Linked DNA regions of Homo sapiens: region 1 is linked to region 2. A link is a loop called in an ENCODE intact Hi-C map of the cell type or tissue named here. Cell type or tissue: heart right ventricle. All regions are shown on one strand. Links, peaks and the distances in the headings refer to the core of each region. The heading gives the core; the rest is flanking DNA.

Region 1 (5,376 bases), core at 377-5,376, 530 kb after region 2:
TTTCCCCAGGGAATTTACAAAGTGCACCAGTTAAATATGTCTGTACATTTAAAACATTAAATATGTCAACAGCAAGACATTTTTAAATATTTTGAATCAAATACTATAGCACAAATATAATTTACAATACTTTGCAAAGAAAACATTACATCTGAAATATAACTTTAGATATTATATAAAAATACATATATTTTCTCTCCTCATTAGAAAAAGTATTTTTTGCAGGTTCCAGCATGATGTAACAATTCAAAAGAATTTGCCCCTTCAGATGATCCTTCAATTGCGCTAGATGACACCCTCTCCACTTCAGCTGCGAAGGGGCACATGACCAGGGACCAACCCCTCCCATAGCCCACATGCAGTTTCTCATAAGGTCACCCCGTAATTGCTCCAATCTGGTTTAATTCTAGGAATTCATTACAAAATTTAAAAACCATTGTGTAACACACCATGAGTCTAACATCTCCCACTGGCTGTAAATACGCGTGTTCTCTACAAGGTCAAGAGCATGGATACTGAGTCGTGTACCGTTGGGGCCATGCCTCTTAGTAGTCTCACACACCTATATACATCTTTCTTGGCTTGTTTTAAAAAATGTTTCCAAACATCCAGGAAATACATAACACTCCAAAAACTGGGGCTCAATCTATATCTCGAACTTTAAAAGCCCCAAAGTATGTTGCATCCTGATCCGGATCCAGTAAGGAGGGGTTGGAGACCTCGATGCTGATTTCCTCTCCAGACCGTAACTTAAAAAATCCACCAACGTTTATGGAATAAAAATGGAATTCAGAATTCCCTGACCAATACTTGGTGCTTCCTCCTTTCATCAGGGTATGAGAACTTGGGATTTTGATGCTGGTTTTAGTGACGTACACCATTAGTTGAAGATACTCTGTAGCTAGGTCTCCTGAAGTTTCATGATGTCGAAAGCAAATGTTGGCATACAGGTAATAAAAGCCATCCTGATTAACTATTAGTTTTCCATTGCTAAAAGTCATGTTGGAGATCTTGGCCCAACCCCGATCATGGTACCAAGAGGACAGACTCACTTTATGGGAACCTGTGGAGAAGAGAGGCATAAGATTTGAAAGTCAGTCCTTAAATGAGAAGGACGTCTTCACAATTCTATGAGGTTAGGGAGAAAAAATAGTATAGCAGTCATTATTTCAAAGGGAGAATAACTTATTGGCATTTCTTTTCTAGAAGGGGAGAATACATTCAGATGTACTTGGTGCATTCTGTTAGGCACAGTAGAGGCTACGAAGACAAAAACTCATTTTTCCTGCCCTCAAGGCGTCTATAGTGCACCAGGGGTAAGTACGATATGTGTTCAGAGCAGAAGTAAGGCATGAGTAACAATAGGCAAGGTTCAGTAACTCCCATGGGAGCTCAAAGGACGGAGAGACAAGAACAACTTTCCACCCAGAAGGGTAAAGAATGCCTTTGTGGAGTTGCTGCTAAGCCTGAGAACTTAAGAGAAATGGGATTCAGCCACACAGACAGGAGCAGAAAGGTCATTCCAGGTTGAAGGAAGAGATAAGCCAAAGGCAACTGAGACAGGAAAGCAAGAAACTAGGATAGGAAGACAATTTCCACATGTCACAAGTCTCAACCTTCTCTTTTAACTCATGAAGAGGGAAAGTAGGAGATGAAAAACTGGGTCACAGTAACTTTGGCTGAAAGGTCAGACGTCTAAACTCAATTCTCATAATCTATTTTCTTCACCTCCAGTAGCCCAAGTGTCTCCCACCTTAGCTTGCACAACTGAAAAGCTAACTCCAGAGAAGCTCAAAAAGAACATATTCTTAGCATTGCACTCCCTAGCTTAACAACTTCACACAATCCTTCTGACCAAAGGTCTGTAAAGCTTCTCCTGACTGACCAGAATTCTCATTTAGCCCTACTCACCCCTGAAATGAGGTGACACCTGGTCCTCTTGCTACAGCTTCAGAGCAGTAAAAATTTCTAAAGAACCTTCTAAACCAGCAGTGTGTCCAATCCTTTTCATATTTCAGGTCCTTTGGTGTATTTTCCTGGGTCATTAAAAATTGGCAATACCTCTGTGATAAACCCAATTAATCAAAGATTTGTATTGATGTGGACACTATTGTTCAACTGGAAAAGCTGGTAACTAATGGTGGGAAAGTTGTAATACTGTGGAAAGTACAAAAATACATTTTTCTTCCAGAGGATTTTGTAAATACTTATACTAAACTAAGGTGGTCAGCAGTTTGAAATCAGCAAAACAAAGCAGAGTTGAGTCTCAGACTGGAGTTGAGAGAGTTCCTGCAGCCACAAGAAGTTCATTGCTGCCTGTCACACCCAACCACAACTTAGGTCAGGCCCTGAGATGCTGAGGGAGATAAATTAGCCCAGAGATGAAGACTTATAGTGGATTCCAGAGATCCATCAAAACTGACAGCTCTCTGATTAGAGTGAATCCTTATGAGAGCCTCATCGAGAAAGAAACACATGGCTGGGCACGGTGGCTCACGCCTGTAATCCCAGCACTTTGGGAGGCTGAGGTGGGTGGATCATGAGGTCGGGAGTTCGAGACCAGCCTGGTCAACATGGTGAAACCCCATCTCTACTAAAAATACAAAAAATTAGCTGGGCGCGGTGGCAGGCGCCCGTAATCCCAGCTACTCAGGAGACTGAGGCAGGAGAATTACTTGAATCCAGGAGGTGGAGGTTGCAGTGAGCCAAGATCGCGCTACGGCACTCCAGCCTGGGAGACAGAGCAAGACTCTGTCTCAAAAAACAAACAAACAAAACAAACAAAAAAAAGGAAACACACACTAGTTACCTTCCCAGCCTAGTCTGGTTTGGTGGGCCTTGAACATCTACATCCTTCTCTAGAGGCCCACAAGATAGAGAATGTTCTACAATTTTATCTCTAAAGAACTGGGAGCCTGGGATATGATCTGGGAGCCTCAAAACTAGGCTGTAGGAACCAAACAGGCAGTTCTTTCAACCACTTGGGAGAAAAACTGCAGCAAGGGCCATCCAACGGTGGGGCAACCCATCATGAGAAGACCAAGAATTCAATGGTTCCAATCCCTCTGTCCAGAAACAGGATATTTCCTGAACTCCACAACCTATCTGCAGCGGGGTCATCACAGGCCCTCTTGCCTCCTGGGCTCACCACAATAAACACCCTTCTTTTTCATCGGAGGTCTTATTTCAGGTCATCCCAGATTAAAGCACCCCAGATATAAATACCATCATCTGGCCCCAAGTGAGTGAGCATGATCATCACACCTTCATGAACACTAGTAAAAGCAATTCCTCTAATCCATTGACAAAATCCATGAAATTCAAGATGTTTCCCATCTCAAGTTATCCCATGCTGCCTTCATTCTTATCCCACTCTTGCAGTCAATTTGTTGTTCAATCAATGATTTTTCTTATAGTTATCTCTTAACAGAAGAGAAGTCTACCCTCTCAATGGGATGGATCAGCTGGCGTTAGAGCAAGATATGGCCTAGGAAGGCAAGGAAAGAATATGAAATAGAGAGGCAGGAGAAGAGAGGAACCTTGACCGATTACCATTCCCATTGTTAGGTAAGTCATGTGGAAGAAGTGCCCTTATTTCCTACTAAACATCTCTCTATTTTTGTGCATTGACTTACTCATACATTCACTGGTTCATGCTTTTGATCAGTCACACAATATCTACGTGGTGTTTTTAGGAACAGGCAGTCTGCCCGTAATTAAGAATTACATCAACCAACTGTGCCTTAATGGCACTCACCACTAATAGTAGAGAAAATAGAAAATGAGCATATAAAATATGCATTTTCACTTCTGCATGTTGCATAGCACATGGTTGACATTCAGTTACAAGCAACTGCCAAGAGACAGCTACAGAAATTCATGGCAAGCAGGAGAGCTCAGCTCAGGAAGGGGCAGAGAAGCCAGAGGACAGTGGGGCCTTGGGTCAGACTTGGATGGGCTGAGAAAAGGGAGGGTATTGTCAGTGAAGGAAACTGAGCAAAGAATGGAATATGCATGGCACGTATGGGGGAAAAGGAGGAGAGCCAGTCAGTGTGAAGAGAGGACTCAGAAGCAGATAATACCAGGTAAAAACATGAGAAAAATATGCAGTGATCACACAGCAGGCCTCACATGGAAACCTGGATTTTCATCACTGAGGCACACTGACAACCCCTGACTCCAGCCTGCCAGCTTTCCCAGCCTCCCCTGCCCTACACTTCAGTCCCTGCTGCTAAGTACCGCAGAAGAGGTCTCTGCAAATATTTAGCCTGAGTATCCTCCTAAAGAAAGCCATGTATTCTGACCTCACTAAATACTTCCCAACGCATTTCATCTAAGATATTTTGAAAATGCAAGTGGTATCAGTCCATATAAGGCAGATTCTGATTTTACTTGTGTAAGTAAGTATAAAACAGAGCCCCAAAATGAACATGCAAATTTAAAGCCACTTCCTCTGAAACCTCCAGTACTGGCCAAAACTGGGTAATAAATGGACTCAAGGAGTTGTGGGCCCAGCCAGAGCCACAAATTCTATTTTCTTAAACAGAAGTATACACTAACTCATCTCACTCAGTCACAAACTCAATAACTGTCAGAAAATAACCAGGAGTTTTGCCTTGTGTTTTTGGCAATGATTTGATGCTAGGTGCCTGCAGAGAGAGTTTTATAACTAAAACATGCTTGCTATTGCCAAACAGACTTTGGCAAACGGTCTAATGCAATATTTATCATATGCCATTTAAAGTGAACTGAAAAGATAAATGTAGGGAACATTAATAGCACACACAGCTGATGCATTAGTATTAATTTGACTGCCTTTGCTAACATGCAAAATAGTTTTCCACTCAGAGAAATTAATACAGATGCATCCATATTTATTTGATTGCCTTTGCTAACATGCAAAACAGTTTTCCACTCAGAGAAAATTAGTGTAGCTCCACCACAAGACATGCATAGACACACAGTGAGACAAATTATTTATGAAGCAAGTGTCTGGGACAGGAGAGGTCATTTGGAAAATCCTCTAAAAGCCAAAGAATTGGTTTCTCCCTTTCTGTGTCTTCGGTCAGGAAAAATTCCCCCTTGTCCATGCCGTAACAAAGTTTTCCAAATAACTTAGCAAAACTTGAACTTTCTTTCTTTAACTCCGAGAAAAACTTGCCTTAAATTATTTGTAGGAAAAAGGTGGAATATGTATAATTATTTAATTGAACTCAAAAATAACAAATCACACTCCCAAGTGCTTACTATGGCCGTTCTTCCACACAAGAATGTTAGCAGTCTACCTCATTTCATCTTCATAGCTACCCCTTGAGGCAGATGCTATCAACATCCCCATTTTAGACATGATGAAGCTGAAGCATATGTGATTGCAAT
Region 2 (5,377 bases), core at 310-5,309:
CTAGATGGTCCTCTTCCTGACTCCTGAACATTTCCAAAAATTCCTACCGCCCCTCACAAAGGAACAATGACTTGTCATGCTCTCCCTCCCATTTGAAGATTCACACTCACCTGTGCTTCAAGACCCACTCAAATCTTATCTGCTCCTCAAAGTGTTCTATAATTACCTTTTCCTCCATGCCCCCAAAGTAGCCCCCATGTGGCTCCTTCCTGCTTGGAACCCGGGGAGTGTTTGCTTTCTCCCTCATTCAGTTGCCCTGGGGTTGCCTTGCCAGTTAATTTTCATTTGTTTCTTTAGCAAGCATGAGCTGACATCTATAACTGTGGCTCAAGAAATAATACAAATCTTTATCTGTTCTGAGCCCCCACCTGCCTGGCTGGTGGGCAAACTAATCCCGGTCCTTGTGTGGGCCCCCATGGTGGGACCATATAAGCTTCATATGACTCCCAGGCCGGTAGTGTGTATGAGTGCGTGGGGATGGGGTGGGTGAGGGAGGGGTAGGAGCAGATGCTAACTCCACTCTGTCTTCAAGTCTGAAAACACAGCCTGGTACACACATGTTAACTACCAAATTACACGGTCAGTCTGGCAACACCTGCTTCAGCCGGAGTGCAGATGAATGAGTTAACACTAATCAGCTCCTGGGACCCGACTCAGAAGCAACATCTTTGAGGAAGCCTTTTCTAACTTTTTGAGAAAGAAGCCAAAGCTTTTGCAAGGGCCTGTAGACGCCACCTGATTCTCCTTCCTCCCTTTTTTCTTGGCTGCATCTCCCATCCTGAGATGGAGCAGGGACCCCTCTTAGGGGCCTGTGCCCCCCTCACTACCACAAGCATGGAAATGAAAAATCTTAAGTTCCTTCAGATTGCAGGCACTTAGCTGGCCCTGAGAAGTAAATGAGCAATTTGATCAGCAAGAAGGTAATAGTAGCCTAAAACAATAGCCAAGGAAATTAGAGTCATGGGATGTTTGGTTCCCTATAGAAACTAAAGATTAATTCTTAACGTATGTCCCTGAGTTGTTTTCAAAACCTGGACCCCCACCAAATGTATCTGCTGGCACACAGACCTTGGATAAGGGGGAACCGGGGACTGAACTCCGACCACTGCTCTTCGTTCTTTCTTCCTGATGGGCCTGGAAGAAGTCACACCTGTGAGCCAGAGCTAACGTTCTTTTCTGCTAACCCCACATTTTTAAACAAAGCTTCTTTTCCTTAACCAATTGCAAATCAGAAAATCTGTGAACCCACCTATGACGTGTAAAGGCCCCGCTTCAAGGTGTCCCACCTTCTTAGGCCAAACCAATGTATAACCTCCATGCCTTGATTTAAATTTGCCTGTATTAACTTGTTTTCCTGAAAATTTCCCTTGCCTTTAAAAACCCTCGCTTGCAAACCTTTGCAAGGGTTCAGGTCTTAAGCATGAGCTGCCCAATCAACATTGCCTGGTGCCCTGCAAATAAATGCCCTCCTTTCTCCCTCTGCAAACCTCTGTGTGGATGTTTGATCTTATTGCAGCAGGTGAGCACACCCCAGTTCAGTTCAGGAACATCGCCTCTCCCTCACTCCCTCTGCCTCAGCCACACTGCACCCCCGCCCGGCTGTTCCTCAAACATACCAGGCACTATGCATGCTCCCTCCTTGCCCTTCTCACCTTTGCTCTTCCCTCTGCTAGCTACGCAGCTCACTCTCCCTTACTTCAGGTCCTTGCCCTAACATCATTTTTCACTGAGGTCTACCTTAACCATCCTATTATAGTTGGAGTACCCTTCCTAGTGACTTCTGTCCATTTCCTGCTCTATTCTTCTTCAAAATTATGGTTATGTAAAATACATATTTTTTACTACCTTTTTCTTATTTACTATCTATTGCACCACCTTCTCCCTCTGGAATTTAAGCTCCATAGAGCAGAAATTTTAAAATCTATTTTGTTCACTATTGTATCTTTAGTGTAGTGCCTGAGACATAATAGGCAGTCAATAAGTATTTGTTGAGTGAATAATTTTTTTCTTGAATATTTTCACCAAACCTTATGCCACAATCTGTAACTCCTCCTAGTTTTTTTTTTTCTGATGTCCACAGATGCACCTCTCCAGTAGGCTGTGTGTTCTAGTAAATGAATAATGGATGCCCAAAGGAATTGAGGCCAAAAAAATGTGCCTTACTCTTTAACTCATAAGACATAATACTTGCCAATTAAATAAAAAGGGGAAATTTTAAAACATACATGCCCACGTCCTCTAACCTTAGGATAAAAGAAGTAATCTTAGGGGGAAAAAAAACAAGAAACACAGTGCTGACCTTTGCAGGGGTGGAAGGTGCCAAGGGCTGTGGCTGTTTCTCCAGCAGACATGGGGACCACATGCTGAACCATCTCCTCCCTTCCCTCTACCCCTGTGCCTGTCGCCCAGTACACACAACACAAGCTCCATTCAGAGCTGTTGAGTGCAGCCTCTAGCCACGGAGCAGGTGAAGTTAACTGGCCCCCTTGGGGATTGAACCCAGGCTTTGGCCTCATTAGCACCAGCTGCAACCAACTAGTCACACACAGGCTCCACACAAACAGAGAGATCACAGGATGGCTGGGCAGGTGCGTGAATAAACCAACACACCCGTAAATAATGAAATATTTACACGAGGCAGGGTCAGCAAGACTTTGTGAGGAGGGCATTGAGTGAGAGGGGAAGAGCATCAGCTTTCTTTCCTCTGGACAGGAAAAAGCAATGCCCCCTATGTGTGTGTTTAAAGGAGGCCAATAGCCCAGGCAATTTGTAACTTGGGGTGTTGCTACTATTGCTATTGTTCTTTTGATTATTCAGGAACATTTCTTTTCTGTTTTAAAGAAAACTAATTGCAACATCTTGGAGGCAAGGAGGCTTCATTTTCCACCAGTCAAGCCCTTTGTCAATTAAGTAATAAGGTCCATTACACTGCTTCTTAAAAACAATTAACCAACCGACCCTTCCTCAACCTCAGCTTTTGGGAAACTTGCAGCTTCCAGAGGTGGCTGTAACATCAGGGGTCATTTAGCAAATGAAGGGGAGAGTCTTTGGACTGATTCGTAGAGAAAGGCCATGATTTTCACCACCTACTCCTTTACCTAAAATGCTTGCCACAGGGAGGAGCTCTGAGTATGACTCATGTAGCTAGTTTTCCTAGCCCCGTCCTCCACACAGAGGCTGAGGCAAGGATTACAGTGCGGCTGCTTTATTGGAGAGGTGTAACCTTGGAGAGGTGAGGAAAGAAAGAGGAGGAAAGGCAGGAAAGATGAGGATCAAGGTGATGCAATGGTGCTGCTCTAGATGCTGCTTCTTGGTGAGTGGCTAGAGACACAAACTGCCCTGAGTGTGTCCGCTCAGCTCATGGGACTTCTGCAGAAGATTAGCCAGGTTGAATCACACCTCAGGGTGGAGGGAGGACATACTCTCCACCTCCAGTTACCTTGGTTCAGGTTCACACACCATGGAGGTAACACCTTGCATTTCTGGGTATCATCTGGCTCCTCAGGAGCTGCTCAGGAGGCCAGGTCCCATGCCCATGGCTGTGGTATTTTATCCAAATCCTGGAGTGGAAAAGTGACCAGGAATGAGGATGCTCAGCAGTGGGGATGGGGTTATCAGAAGTATTCAAACCAGAGTGACTCCATCTTGAATAGGAGTTGGGTAAAATGAGGATGAGACCTGCTGGGCTGCATTCCCAGGAGATCAGGCATTCTTAGTCACAGGATGAGATAGGAGGTTGGCAGGACTAGTATGAAAGGATACAAGTCAAAAAGCCCCTGCTGGTAAAACAGGACGCAGTAAAGAAGCCAGCCAAAACCCACCAAACCCAAGATAGTGATGGAAGTGACCTCTGGTCATCCTCACTGCTCATTATATATTAATTGTGATATTTGTGTGCTAAAAGACACTCCCATCAGCGCCATGACAGTTTACAAGTGCCATGGCAACACTGGGAAGTTACCCTATATGGTCTAAAAAGTGGAGGAACCCTCAGTTCCAGGAATTGCCCACCCCTTTCCTGGAAAATTCGTGAATAACCCACCCCTTGTTCAGCATATCATCAAGAAATAAACATAAGTGTACTCAGTCAAGCAGCCCATGCCACTGCTCTGCCTATGGAGTAGCCATTCTTTTGTTTCTTTACTTCTCTAATAAACTTGCTTTCACTTTACTCCATGAACTCACCCCAAATTCTTTCTTGTGCAAGATCCAAGAACCCTCTCTTGGGGTCTGAATTGAGACCCCTTTCTGGTAACAGGGTCACACAGACTCAGGGCCCCAACTGGATTCCAGGCAGTTCCAGGGCTTGGCAAAGACAGTGATGCTGTTGGTGGGGTGAGGGGTGTGAGGGGCAGGCAGCAGCTTTGGAAGTAAGGTGGCTTTGAAGGAATCTGAGGAGGCTGTCAACATTTGTGTAATACAGTGGGGATCTCAAAGAGTTCCTCCTACTTCCAACTCAGAAATAACATTTCTTCACAGAACATCTTTTGAAATCCACCAGTCATGCCTTTTGGCTAGTTTGTCTGCTTACATAGAGATCAGGCCAGAGATTCACCCGAGTGTTTCTGCTGAATGACCACTTTCCCCTCTGAGGCCCCACGCTGTCCTGCACTTTGTAAATGCCATGTTCCCAGGTTCCCCTTGCTTGGGCCCAGGTGGCACCTTTTCCCTGCTCAGCCTCTTTCCTCAGCAGAGGACTGACGTTCTTTGAGGTTACAACCAGGGCCTTGAGCAACAAGATTGTGACCTTGAGTGACACAGAAGCCTCAACCAAGAGGGCTCCACTTTTCAAGGTGGCAATTGCAATGAAGTTGGTGCCAATGGGAAAAATATCCTAGATGGAATGACACAGGGAAGGACATGACTTGGCAGTGGTCCAACCAGGTGGACAGTCTGTCTTTCCTTGTCACAGTTTTTATTCCCTGTGGCTTGAGTGCCATGCTTGCTACTTGCAGAGACTGGCATGAGAAGTCAGGTCCAGAGCATGGCACAGCACCTCTGTGAGGGGCTGGTGAGAGGCTTCAGTGACATTTCAAGGCACCAATGTCCACGGCTTTCACAAAACATTAGATATAAGTCAGAGGAGATGGTTTGGGGTCCATTTAGCAATTTCTTTCAAAAAAAGCGATGGAATATACATTTTTTTTCAGAAAGAATATGCATTTTCCCACCATTTTCCCATAGACCATTCATTGCCTTGCACCTGAGAGCCTCTAAGATGTGTGTGGATGTGTGTGTGTGTGTGTGTGTGTGTGTGTGTGTGTGCATGCGTTGGGAGTTGTGAGGACAAAGAATAAGACAGGAACAAAACAAGAAACAAATTATTTGCCCCTTCCCACCCTCCACAGCAGCAGAAAGCAAATCAATGCAGGAGGCT

Evidence for each region. A loop is a pair of places that touch in the nucleus more often than their neighbours do. Peaks named below come from ENCODE experiments on the same cell type or tissue, not always from the same donor. Only the 100,000 strongest peaks of a DNase experiment are listed, where the experiment ranks them.
Region 1: it touches region 2 in a loop (3-fold over the local background); 16 of 110 quality-filtered maps call a loop at or near these places.

What each region holds. Positions count from the first base shown.
Region 1 is chr13:42,602,184-42,607,559 of GRCh38, reverse strand. It overlaps TNFSF11 (TNF superfamily member 11), which reads right to left. Exons shown (of 5, transcript NM_003701.4): 5 at 1-1,063. The coding sequence ends at 642. Among named protein-coding and RNA genes, the nearest start is that of TNFSF11, 31 kb to the right of the region's middle. In heart right ventricle, for the core only: no CTCF peak of the experiment used is centred there; no DNase peak of the experiment used is centred there.
Region 2 is chr13:43,130,231-43,135,607 of GRCh38, reverse strand. The region is part of intron 1 of LINC00400 (long intergenic non-protein coding RNA 400); the gene reads right to left. Among named protein-coding and RNA genes, the nearest start is that of LINC00400, 20 kb to the right of the region's middle. In heart right ventricle, for the core only: a CTCF peak has its summit at 3,114; no DNase peak of the experiment used is centred there; H3K27me3 peaks cover 269 bases.